Linked DNA regions of Homo sapiens: region 2 is linked to region 1. Evidence: chromatin contacts called from ENCODE Hi-C or POLR2A ChIA-PET data. All regions are on one chromosome and are shown on one strand. The core of a region is the stretch at or near the end of the contact, and the rest is flanking DNA. Distances in the headings are between cores, read along the strand shown. Region 1 holds the start of SYNM (synemin). Region 2 overlaps LRRC28 (leucine rich repeat containing 28).

Evidence for each region. A loop is a pair of places that touch in the nucleus more often than their neighbours do. ChIA-PET counts read pairs that join two places held with the same protein, here RNA polymerase II (POLR2A). Pooled maps may share reads with other maps.
Region 2: a map of endothelial cell of umbilical vein shows a loop between it and region 1 (4-fold over the local background). The contact joins the enhancer-like site here to the promoter of SYNM in region 1. A Hi-C loop is called at or near these places in 2 of 168 maps with a recorded cell type or tissue (endothelial cell of umbilical vein and heart left ventricle), 1 of 37 single-sample maps with no recorded cell type and 4 of 50 pooled maps. POLR2A ChIA-PET finds 5 or more read pairs at or near these places in 1 of 52 experiments (H1).

The regions. Positions count from the first base shown.
Region 1 is chr15:99,100,504-99,106,329 of GRCh38, forward strand. It overlaps SYNM (synemin), which reads left to right and starts at 4,577. Exons shown (of 4, transcript NM_145728.3): 1 at 4,577-5,506. The coding sequence starts at 4,697. It overlaps SYNM-AS1 (SYNM antisense RNA 1), which reads right to left and starts at 5,374. Exons shown (of 3, transcript NR_187219.1): 1 at 5,185-5,374; 2 at 220-348. RefSeq lists an enhancer at 1-483 and silencers at 4,327-5,236, 5,517-5,686.
Region 2 is chr15:99,341,124-99,346,708 of GRCh38, forward strand. All of the region lies in intron 6 of LRRC28 (leucine rich repeat containing 28), which reads left to right. Among named protein-coding and RNA genes, the nearest start is that of LINC02244, 59 kb to the right of the region's middle. Within about 2 kb of position 2,867, at least 4 of the 41 ENCODE cell types and tissues checked have a DNase peak (open chromatin) inside an H3K27ac peak, as active enhancers do; they include endothelial cell of umbilical vein and heart left ventricle, where a contact is called at or near this core.

The DNA of each region.
Region 1 (5,826 bases), core at 3,327-5,826:
CAGCCTCCTGCTTCTTGGACTTTGGTGAAATTGTGGCTGCGGGCCCGCGCTGCTTCCGATCCACGGCGCCGCTCAAGCGAAGGCTCAGGGGGTCCCCCGCCCGAGGCGGCCCCAGAGCCGCCCCTCTGGTCTCCATCCCGGAGCAGCGCCCTTCCACCCTCCTTGGGCGGCGCTGCCCCAGCGGCCGGGTGTTTTCACCGCCGACCGCGAGCTTCCTACCGTTCATCCATCCGCCGCAGGAAGGGGGCGCACGCGTCACTCGCTTCTCTCCAATCCGGCTACATCCCGGAGTTCGGTTTTCACTGGAAACGACACCACCGGGGGTTGATGGTCCCTAAGGTGTTCAGCCTGCGAAAGAGGGCTGTGGTTAAAAAGATAAAAATACACTAGTGCCTTACCGGGTCCTGAGCAATTTGTTTTGTATTAGGTCAATTCTAGAAAAAAAAATTTACAGGTCATTTTTTTTCATTCAAAGTAAAAACTGTTTTACTGAATCCCATGATCTATCTATCCAGATATCACCTGTGTAATCTAAGCTGGAAGACTATATATATATATTCTATTGAATAGAAAAATGTCAATAAGAAGTGAAGATTGCAGGACTTTTATTTTTGCCATTAAGCTATTAATAGAAATGCATAGTTGTTAATATGTTAGCAATGTGGCTTTCAAATTTTTATTGCAAAAAATAATAAAGTATACACTGCTCCTTATCATAAATTCCAAATAGCAAATTGATTCTGGCAGAATGGTTTTATCGATTTTTGCAGAACTCTGGTGTTCCTAGTGCATTTATGATTACAGTTGACAAATGAATGCAGCACCATGAATATTGATTGATATTTTTGTTTACCTTAGCAAGAAAGACAAAGGTGAAATAACTGAGAAATTTCATTTATTCTTCATCATGATGTAACTTCTTTTTAAATTTTTTTTGTATTTTTAAATTTTGTTAAGACAGGATCTCACTCTGCTACCCAGGCTGGAGTGCAACGGCTCAATCATGGCTCACCAAAACCTCGATCTCCTGGGCTCAAGGAATCCTCTCACTTCAGCCTCCCAAGTAGCTGGGATTACAGGTGCATGCCACCATGCCCAGTTAATTTTTGTATTTTTTGTAGAGAGGGGGTTTTGCCATGTCCAGGCTGGTCTCGAACTCCTGAGCTCAAGTGCTCTGCATGCCTTGGCCTCCCAAAGTCTTGGTATTACGAGTGTAAGCCACCACGCCCAGCTATGAAGCAACTTCTTTCCTGATCTGGATACAAGTTTCGAGACACCGGACAAACATTTCCTCACGTTTTTGTGCTGTTCACAATTCAATAGCTAGACACACAACATACCACTAAATTTAATCTGCACTATTAACATACTCTCCACTGCTTTTAAAGGCTAGACAATCAACAAAACATCAAATCCACAAAAACAAGTCATTGGCTGATTTCTGTGTTGTAAATACTCAAGCTACCAACATGATGTCAGTGAATATGGAGTAGGGTAGTACACATTAAATGGCATTTCTATGGTGCAGGCACACTGCTCATTCATAACTTCAAGAGCAGATCATAGGAAAATGCAGTGAAATACTGAGGAAGTGATACGTTTTGAATATGTGTTTGCTCTTTTTGTATAATTAGTTGTAAGCTTCTATAATTAATTTTTAATAATGGCTGTGTTTAACAAGTGGTTCATAAAATTCTAAAAATTTAACAGTTGGCACTCACAAACCTGTGGGAGCCAACCGCAGTGCACCACTGCCAGGCTCCTGTGACTTCTGGCTTCCACAGCGGGAAGTATTGGCAAGAGAAGGGAGGCTTGGATGAAGGAAGAACTGGGTTTTCCTCCTCTTGCTCCCTCCTGGGATCCATTCTGCTCCTCTTTTCCAGCGCTCTGGGCTTCTCCAGGCTCAGCCAACACCCTAAGGCGCTAACGGCTTCTTAGCTTCTTGCTCTTGCTGGTCCCTGGTGCTTCCTCATCCCATCCATCCCCATCCCATCAATCATTCCCTTCCCTCTGAGTTTGCCTCTGCTTCCTGGCCAGACCCTGCCTGCTCAAGTCTGCTCTTGTGGTCACAACTCTAATACTTCTAGTCACTTCACCCCTCCGAGCTTCAGTGTTGTGAGGATTCAGTATGAAGCAGCAGGATATTATCCTGAAAGAGTAGCTGGGGGTACTTCCCCCCTCCCACCTCCCGGCCCTGCTAGTTCCTGATCCCCTATAACTCTTTCCCTACCGGGGCAGCTGCATGCTGGAGCAGTCAATTCCTCAGGGACAGGATTTACAGCAGAAATGGGGGAAAGGGTTTTGAGTTTCAAAGTCCAAGACCCTGAAGGGCACTGGGCAAAGAAAGACTAATGAGTCACTGCAAAGTGTCCTGCTGGGACTCACTGGTCCCTGAGAAGGCTCTCCCACCCTGCAGGGCTGCCCCCTGCCCAGCCAGGGGATGTGGGACAGCAGAACCCGTTAGCGTGGGGAGTCAAAGAGCTGAGAACAAACAGCTGCAGCGGAGTCCAGGCAACTGTGAGAGCCGCCCCCCCGCACCCCAATGTCCCAGAGGGGCCCAGGACCGGCAGGGTCTCCACATAGGTTTGGGCGATGACACCACAGCAGCTCTGGTGTTTGACAAGCAAAGGCCAGGTGTCAGTGTGCACCTGGGGGAATGGGAGGATGGACAATGATGGGGTGATGGGGGTCCAAATCCCCCTGTCCCACACCAAGGTGAATGAACCCAAGCACTGAATAAACCCACTTTCCACCCCCACTTAGTTTTAGCAGAAAAGGACAGGGAATTATTCATTGAAAGATATTAATTTCTACCACCTACAGAATGGGATCTCCAACATAGGGTCTCTAGAAAAAGGAAGGGCCACTTTCTGCCTTGCTTGTGATTGGAGGCTCATGGCTGTGACAAGGAGAGCACTAGAAGCTTTGTCAGAGGCCCTGGACCAGCTTGCTGAGTAGTCCACCTTTCCATGCCATCTGTAAAATACACTAACTGCTGGCCCTGCCATGAGGAGCCCTCTGGCCAGTGGATGACCGTCCAGGTCTCGCCCTGGGCACTTGTGTTGCCACAAGTTCAAGGGCACCCCAACCAAGGGTCAGCTGGTTTGTCCCTGTGAGCCTTAATGACACTTATACTGAGAACTGTCATTCATAAATAACTGCCATGAAAACTAATGAAATGCAAGTGTACAAAAAAGAGCTGTGGTTTCCATGGCAATTAAACTGAATACTTTCTTAGGGAAATGCTGGAAAGAAACAGCTGTCACATTAGGGGTGTGTGTGTGAGATTTGTAAAAGTTCGGGGAGATGTTAGATGTCTAGAAAGTTCTGTACTTGGAGCACTTTATGGTCTCTAAGTTTTCACTCCAAATGAAAGAAATTCGTTTTGGAAAATGTAATGTACTATGAGGGTAGCTTGTATAAGAAGGGCAACTGGGACTCCTGTCAACTGACATCAAGAGAAGTATTTTGCACATTAAAATACTGGTAAATGGATATATATTTATGTTTTAAGTTAAAAAGATTATTTAGGCTGGGCACGGTAGCTCACGCCAGTAATCCCAGGACTTTGGGAGGCCGAGGTGGGCGGATCACCTGAGGTCGTGAGTTCGAGACCAGCCTGACCAACATGGAGAAACCCCGTCTCTACCAAAAATACAAAAAAAAAAAAAAAAAAAAAAAAAAAAAATTAGCCAGGCGTGGTGGCGCTGGCCTGTAATCCCGGTTACTCGGGAGGCTGAGGCAGGAGAATCGCTTGAACCCGGGAGGCGGAGGCTGTGGTGAGCCGAGATCGTGCCATTGCACTCCAGCCTGGGCAACAAGAGCGACACTCTGTCTCAAAAAAAAAAAAAAAAAAATTAATGCACATGTATGTGTAATGTATATATATGAGATGAGGCCTCTCTCTGTTGCCCAGGCTGGAGCGCAGTGCCACAATCAGGTTCACTGCAGCCCTGAACTCCTGGGTTCGAGTAATCCTCCCGCCTCAGCCTCCCAAGCAGCGCGTGTGACACCACCACGCCAGGCTCCATATATATATATATATATATATATTTTTTTTTTTTTTTTTTTTTTGGTAGAGACAGGGTCTCTCTATGTTGCTCAGGCTGGTCTCGAACTCCTGGGCTCAAGCGAGCCTCCCACCTCGGCTTCCCAAAATGCTGGGATTATAGGCCTGAGCCACCGCGCCCGGCCCATATCGTTTTTTTAAAAATAGAAAAGCCACCAATCTCCAGGGCCTCGGGTAAGAAGTCGCTCCAAAATCGCCAGCACCACAGCAACTCAATAGGCTTCTATTTCCATCCACCAAGGCCAGGACACTCGTATGCTCCCGGACGCCCTCTCCGGCGTCCCTTCGCTGAGCCCGGCCTGGCTAGCCCGCCACCCCGCCCGCTGTTACCCGACTGCCCGCACCGACCACCTGCGGCCGCCAAGGTGCGGCAGGGGGCGCTGTGCGGCCGCAGAGGCCGCGCCGGGCCGCGCTCTGATTGGCTGGAGGCCGCGGCCCTCGCCCAGGCCGCCCGCCCAGTCTGCCCGCCCCGTCCGCTAAGTGCCTGGGCTCTCCCGCTCGCGTCCCAGTCTGCGGGCCTCCGGGGCAGCGGCGAGGCCGGAGCGTCGCGGCGGAGAGGACGAGACCGGGACAAGACCAGGGCAGGAGGGAGCCGGCCAGCCGCGAGAACCCCGCACGCCCGGCAAGATGCTGTCCTGGCGGCTGCAGACGGGCCCCGAGAAGGCCGAGCTCCAGGAGCTCAACGCCCGGCTCTATGACTACGTGTGTCGGGTGCGGGAGCTGGAGCGCGAAAACCTACTCCTGGAGGAGGAGCTGCGCGGCCGGCGCGGGCGAGAGGGCCTGTGGGCCGAGGGGCAGGCCCGCTGCGCCGAGGAGGCGCGCAGCTTGCGGCAGCAGCTGGACGAGCTGAGCTGGGCCACTGCGCTGGCGGAGGGCGAGCGGGACGCTCTGCGGCGCGAGCTGCGGGAGCTGCAGCGCCTGGATGCGGAGGAGCGCGCCGCCCGCGGCCGCCTGGACGCCGAGCTGGGTGCGCAGCAGCGCGAGCTGCAGGAGGCGCTGGGCGCGCGCGCCGCCCTCGAGGCGCTGCTGGGCCGGCTGCAGGCCGAGCGCCGAGGCCTCGACGCGGCCCACGAACGCGACGTGAGGGAGCTGCGCGCGCGCGCCGCCAGCCTTACCATGCATTTCCGCGCCCGCGCCACCGGCCCCGCCGCGCCGCCGCCACGCCTGCGGGAGGTGCACGACAGCTACGCACTGCTGGTGGCCGAGTCGTGGCGGGAGACGGTGCAGCTGTACGAGGACGAGGTGCGCGAGCTGGAGGAGGCGCTGCGGCGCGGCCAGGAGAGCAGACTCCAGGCGGAGGAAGAGACGCGGCTGTGCGCGCAGGAGGCAGAGGCGCTGCGGCGCGAGGCGCTCGGGTTGGAGCAGCTGCGCGCGCGGCTGGAGGACGCGCTGCTGCGGATGCGCGAGGAGTACGGGATACAGGCCGAGGAGCGGCAGGTCCGTGCGCGGGGATGGCGCGCTGACCCCATACCCGCTGCCGTCGCCCCAGCACCCTGCCCTTGACGGCGTGGGGCAGCGGCCCCTTCACCAGGGGCGCGGCGTCGCGGACCGGTAGGGCCCGCCCAGAGGGTGCCCGAATGGCATGGGGACCCGGACTCGGTCCGCTGGTCCATCGACTCAGCGGGCGAGCGCGGGGCGGCAGGTCCTAGCGGATAGCCCCGTCCTCGTCATGGGGTTAGGTGGCAGCTGCTTTAACTCTTGACAAGCGTGACTGGGCGCATCCTGATAGGCCACCCTGTTAGCTCTAGGTTTTCCTT
Region 2 (5,585 bases), core at 1,617-4,116, 240 kb after region 1:
TCTGTCACCCAGGCTGGAGTGCAGTGGCGTGATCTGGGCTCACTACAACCTCCACCTCCCGGGTTCAAGTGATTCTCCTGCCTCAGCCTCCCGAGTAGCTGGGATTATAGGCGCACACTGCCATGGATGGCTAATTTTTGTATTTTTAATAGAGATGGGGATTTCACCGTGTTGGCCAGGCTGGTCTCGAACTCCTGACCTCAGCTGATCCACCTGGCTCAGCCTCCCAAAGTGCTGGGATTACAGGCGTGAGCCACCGCGCCCGGCCTGTTCTGCTGTCTTCTGACAGTGCTTTGTTTTTCTTTCATTGCATAAGGGTTTTGCTCTTGTGTTAGGTTTTCCTAGGAAGCTAACAGGATTATTTCATGTGGCTTCTGCAGCACCTGCCAGATGTTGACTTACTATGCTAATGTATGAAGAGAAAAGTGCACCTAGATTAGGTGAGCTTTAAATGAACAAATTTGTATTTTTCTCTAAGTTTTGGAGTAGGATTTAGGGGGTGGGACATGATTAATGTGAAGAAAGTGAGCCCTGTTCTCCCAAATATCAATTAAGAGAAAAAGAAATGTTCATTCTTAGGGCACAATGTGAAGTTTAGAAAAATAGCAGTATGAGGGCTAGCACCATGAGCAGAATGTTTACCAGGAGAGTTTTTTGTTGTTCTCGTTCTAGAACTCACAGCTTTTTAAATAGTGACAAAAATGTGCAGTACTAGTGAAGTCTGGAAGATGTTATGAATTGACTTAAAAGCAAGAATCTGGAGTCTCCATCAGTCATAGCTTTCAGTAAAGTTCTTAAGTTCCAAACAAACCAGAAAAACAGGAACATAGTGCAGCTGAGCAAGCAGTTCAAGGCACAATGCAGTGAAGACATTTTGCTCTTCATACAAGCAGCCATGGCAGTGTTGTATTTTCCAAGTCCATACTGGACAGTCAGCCTGTTTCCTTCTCTAGGATCTTCTCTGAAGGAATTCTTGGTATTTCTGCCATAAATCTGTAAATTAGAACTAGCCTACCAGTTTTCTAGACCTTTAAAGCAAGCAAAGAGAAACTTTTTTCCTCACTTATCTCTTTGGCAATGTCTGCTTCAAGACCCCACTCTGATACTACACCTGGATGCCTTGGGCAAGAACCAGCTCTCTCACCCTTAGCCCCCGGGGAATCCTGCTAGGTAGTACCACTCCCTGGCCTGCATGGGAGTGCCCTGCTTGTATCAGAATGATGTGTTGGGGGAGGCTGTCTAACTTCCGTCATGGTGAAACAGGCAGATGCGCCTTTCAATCCCAGCTCTACCACTTGATAGCTGTGGAATCTTGGACTTCGGAAGGTTATTGAAGTCTCAGTAAAAGGGTAATATTAGCACCTACTTCATAGCACGATTGTGAGAATAAGATCCATAAAACACATATCACTTACAAATACCACATAAGTATACAGTCAATATGAACTGTTTTACTCTGTAACTAGACTGTAAGGAAGTGTAGGAACTGTGTGTCTTCATGTTTGGACCCCAAGCATTGAGCACAGTGCCCAGCCCATTCCTTGTGATCTTTTTGTTACCTGAACTGTGCAAGAGAAATAGAGATTCTGCAGCATGAATATTTAAACCCACAGCAAAGGAAGCCTGCAGTCATTCAAATTCATTAAAATCTATTTATTTTAATTTAACAGTTGATGATCTACCATGTGTAAAGTTATCTTATTAAATTATAATTCACTGTGAAGTCTTATTTTGTAAAAGGTGAATAGAAAGACAGTGACTTTGTAAGAGAGTTAATGGAGTCTGTGTGTTTGTGTGTATTTAAAGAAGCTAGCACTTAAAAATTTATTACTCTGAGAAAGTGGTTGAAGGGTTCTCTTTGTAAAAAGCATCATGTAGGTAATTTAAATTCATTTTAAGAATTATTTTGGAATACACTGTAAATTATTCTGAATTTATTACTAAGAAGCCCACATTTTATAGTATTTAAAGCATTGTAATTATGACTAATAATATCTCTGATTTATTGAACTATGATAATTGGTTTAACATTGATAGAGCATTCCAAATAATTTATTTTGATTGATTGCTTTGATGTTGTTGTTTCTTTTGCCCCATCATTTTGTTGATGAGAATATACCATTCACCTTTTGATAAAATAAATGAATTTCATACTGGTCAGCATGAAGTAAACACAGATCCTGTTCTGTCCTCTCCTGTGCTGTCATTCCATGCTTGCTTTTACAGTATGGTTAAAAGGGCAGTAGCCTGAATACACAGGAGCTTTTTGTTCCATTTTCAGCCATGTGGACTGTGTATGCCAGAGCCTTGAGGTTATAAGCAAACAAACAAACAGAATTGGAGCTTGTGCAGGACTCCTAGATTTTGCTAATTTCTAAGTCAGAAACTTTGATCTGTGAGTTTGGAAGAAAAAAAGGAAATATTTTGGACACAATACAGTACTTTAAAAAGCCACATGAAAAAGTTCTTTGTGGCTGTAGCATCTGTACGACGGACAGCTTCCTTGCGTTATAGATTTTACATACTGAGCAATTTTGCACAGGAACTTTAAAAATATTATTGCGTGATGTATCTATTGTAAGGTATCGGTGCATTAATAGTAATTAAAGGAAGAAAACAAACCGCCCCAGTGGTTAGTACACGAGTGATCTCTTCCAAAGTTAATTATTGAGTGAAGGGTTTTTTATCTTAAGAATATAAGAAACATCTCAAAGCCTTTTCATGAAGTACACGTTCGTATTTCAGCCTCATAATGATTACGAATGCCATTCCATTGTGCTTGGGGGTTTTTGCCAGCCGACTGCCTTCTGGCCAGGTTCACGCTCTCAAGAGGCCATCACAGCATCGCCTTTACAGCCTGTGACCTTGCCCGGCGCTGCGGTGTCCTGGCCTCCCCACCAGGCTGTGCTGTGCCAACTAAAACAGCAGAGCTGCCTGGTTCTCTTCATCATCCTGCTGGTTCTCTTCATCATCCCACACTGTTTTGTGATCTCCTCTTTGTATTCAGAAGCAAGAGGTAAAAGACTAAGATGTATCGAGTACCAATTATTTTGCCAGGAATAAAGCTGGGCACTATATACGTTGTTTAATCTTCATAACAGGTCTGTGAGAAAGGTACTCTTATCCCCTTGTTGCACTGGAGGAAGCAGGCTCAGAACATTTCATTTCCCTTCATGTCAGGAAGCAGTTAGTAAGTGAGGAAGCAGGATTCAGACTCAGTTCTGACTCCATCACCCACTGCATTGTCTAATTTCAGTACTGCCACTCCCCACTCTATATCAGATTGTGTATTTGGAAAGTTTAAGTGTCTGTATTACATACTCATGTCCATGAGGCATTATGCTGGCTAATGTATAATACATCTGAACAGAGCAGATACTGATTTTCTTTCAGCTTTAACATAAAATAGTCTATTTCATGGTGGGCATATATAAAAAACTACCTTCCTCAGAATAGCCAGGAGGTGCAAACTGAATTATGTGGAATATTGAAAAGCTAAGACAAGATCTGAACCTAATAGCATTTTTAAATTATCAACTCATTTTTTCCTATAAAATTAACATAGGGAAAGAAGACTAAACTATGTAAGAAGTAGCAAGTGTCAGCTCTTATTTAACTGTATTGTATGATCTTTGCATGTCACCTCATTTAATTTGCATAAGCTCTTTTTGCAGTATAGAGAAAAGAGGTGCTTCCTCTGTCATGTCCCATTTTGTGCCCTTGGTTTGAGGGGATGAATCATTGTCTCTAGAGGCCGCTGCCTCCAACTCTTCTCTGTGCAATTAAAGTATAGAAAAGTGTTACTACCATTTGCTGCATGCCAAAGAGAATTCTCTCTTAACTGGCCTTCTTCTACTGTAGGCCGTACTTCCAAATATGTCACTTACTAATAATGAGAACAGTAACTGCCATATATTGGAGAAGGTTATGTGCCAAGAATGCTATTTGATAATTTGTAAACCTTGTTAGCAATTCTCACTAAACCTGAGGACAGCTTTATTTTCCCCATTATACAGATGAGGAAACTAAGCCGCACATTTAGTAAATAGAACAAGGATTCAAACCCCAGTTGTCGGACTCCAAGACTGTGCTCCTGCTCTCTTAACTAGTATGCCACACCCCTTACCATTGCATATACCCAGGTAAAGAGTATTTTCTGCTTTCTGTGAGCCCCCTAGGGGCTCTGAAAGACAAATCTGAGACCAGAGATCATTTGCATTTTATCAACGCAGTTTTATTTTGAAAAAATATTCCAAAGTGTTCTATGTACCTTTGAAGTCTTCTATTTGTGGCTATAGGACTTGTTGAGCACCTTTTCATCTACCTGTTGGCCTTTCATATATGTTCTTTGGAAAAATGTCTGTTTAGATGCTTTGCCCATATTTCAATCGATTGTTTTTCTTCTATTGAGTTGTAAGAGTTCTTTATGTATACCAGAGAAGTAGTGAAGAAATTTAAAATAGGAAATCTTAGTGCCTTGTTGAGGCCTTTTTTATGCAAGTGGATTCTGGTATTTATAGTTTTCCCATCTATATTTTATAAATGTATTGCCTTTTATACCAATAGATATGTCCATGCATGTTTACTTAAGTTAACAGTATGCAATATTTTGGTAATTCTCTAGGCTGATGCTTAAAAAACATATTGTATGGTGATTTAAATATCACAATTTTTTTAAACATTCAGTGACCTTGCAACCGATAAGATTGAGGGACCAGGTACTGTTACACCATTTAACATATGAGCAAACAGAAGCTCTGCTCACATGCCTTGTAAGTGAATAGTCAGACACATGAGTCCTCTTATCCCCACAGTGTGCAAATTATTCTCTTCAGTGACTTACTTCTAGGTTAACGCCTCTCTTTTTATTTTTTTTTTAGCAGGGTCTCGCTCTGTTGCCCAGGCTGGAGTGCAGTGGTGTAGTCATGGCTCACTGCAGCCTTGAAGTACTGGGCTCAAGTGATCCTCCTGCCTCAGCTTCCTGAGTAGGTGGGACTCTAGACATGGGCCACAATGCCCAGCTAATAGTCATTTGTTCATTCATTCATTCATTCATTCATTCATTTGTTTTGAGACAGGGTCTTGCTCTGTCACCCAGGCTAGCGTGCAGTGGTGCAGTTGTGGCTCAGTACAGCCTGGAACTCCTGGGCTCAAGTGATCTTTCTGCCTCAGCCTCCTGAGCAGCTGGAACTATAGGCATGTGCCACCACTCCCAGCTAATTGTTTTGTAGAGACAGTATCTTGCTGTTTCCCAAGCTGATCTTAAACTTCTGGCCTTAAGTGACTCTTGTTTACTTTTGTTTTATGATAAATTACATTTTAATACAATAAGAAATAAAATTAATGCAGAGTAATCCGTGGTAAACAAAATAGCAAAAATTTGAATCAAGACAGGATCTGGCAATGCCGTGTTGAGACATTTGAAGCCTAAGGCAAAAGGAAAAATGTGCACTCCTGTGATTTTTTTCTAGAACATTAATTTTTTTAGGGCATTAAAGTACTTGAAAAAATATCAAAAACTGAAAGTAGATGTATTAAAACTTGACATTATTCTAAGTTTAAATATTTTGTTTATACTAAAGCCA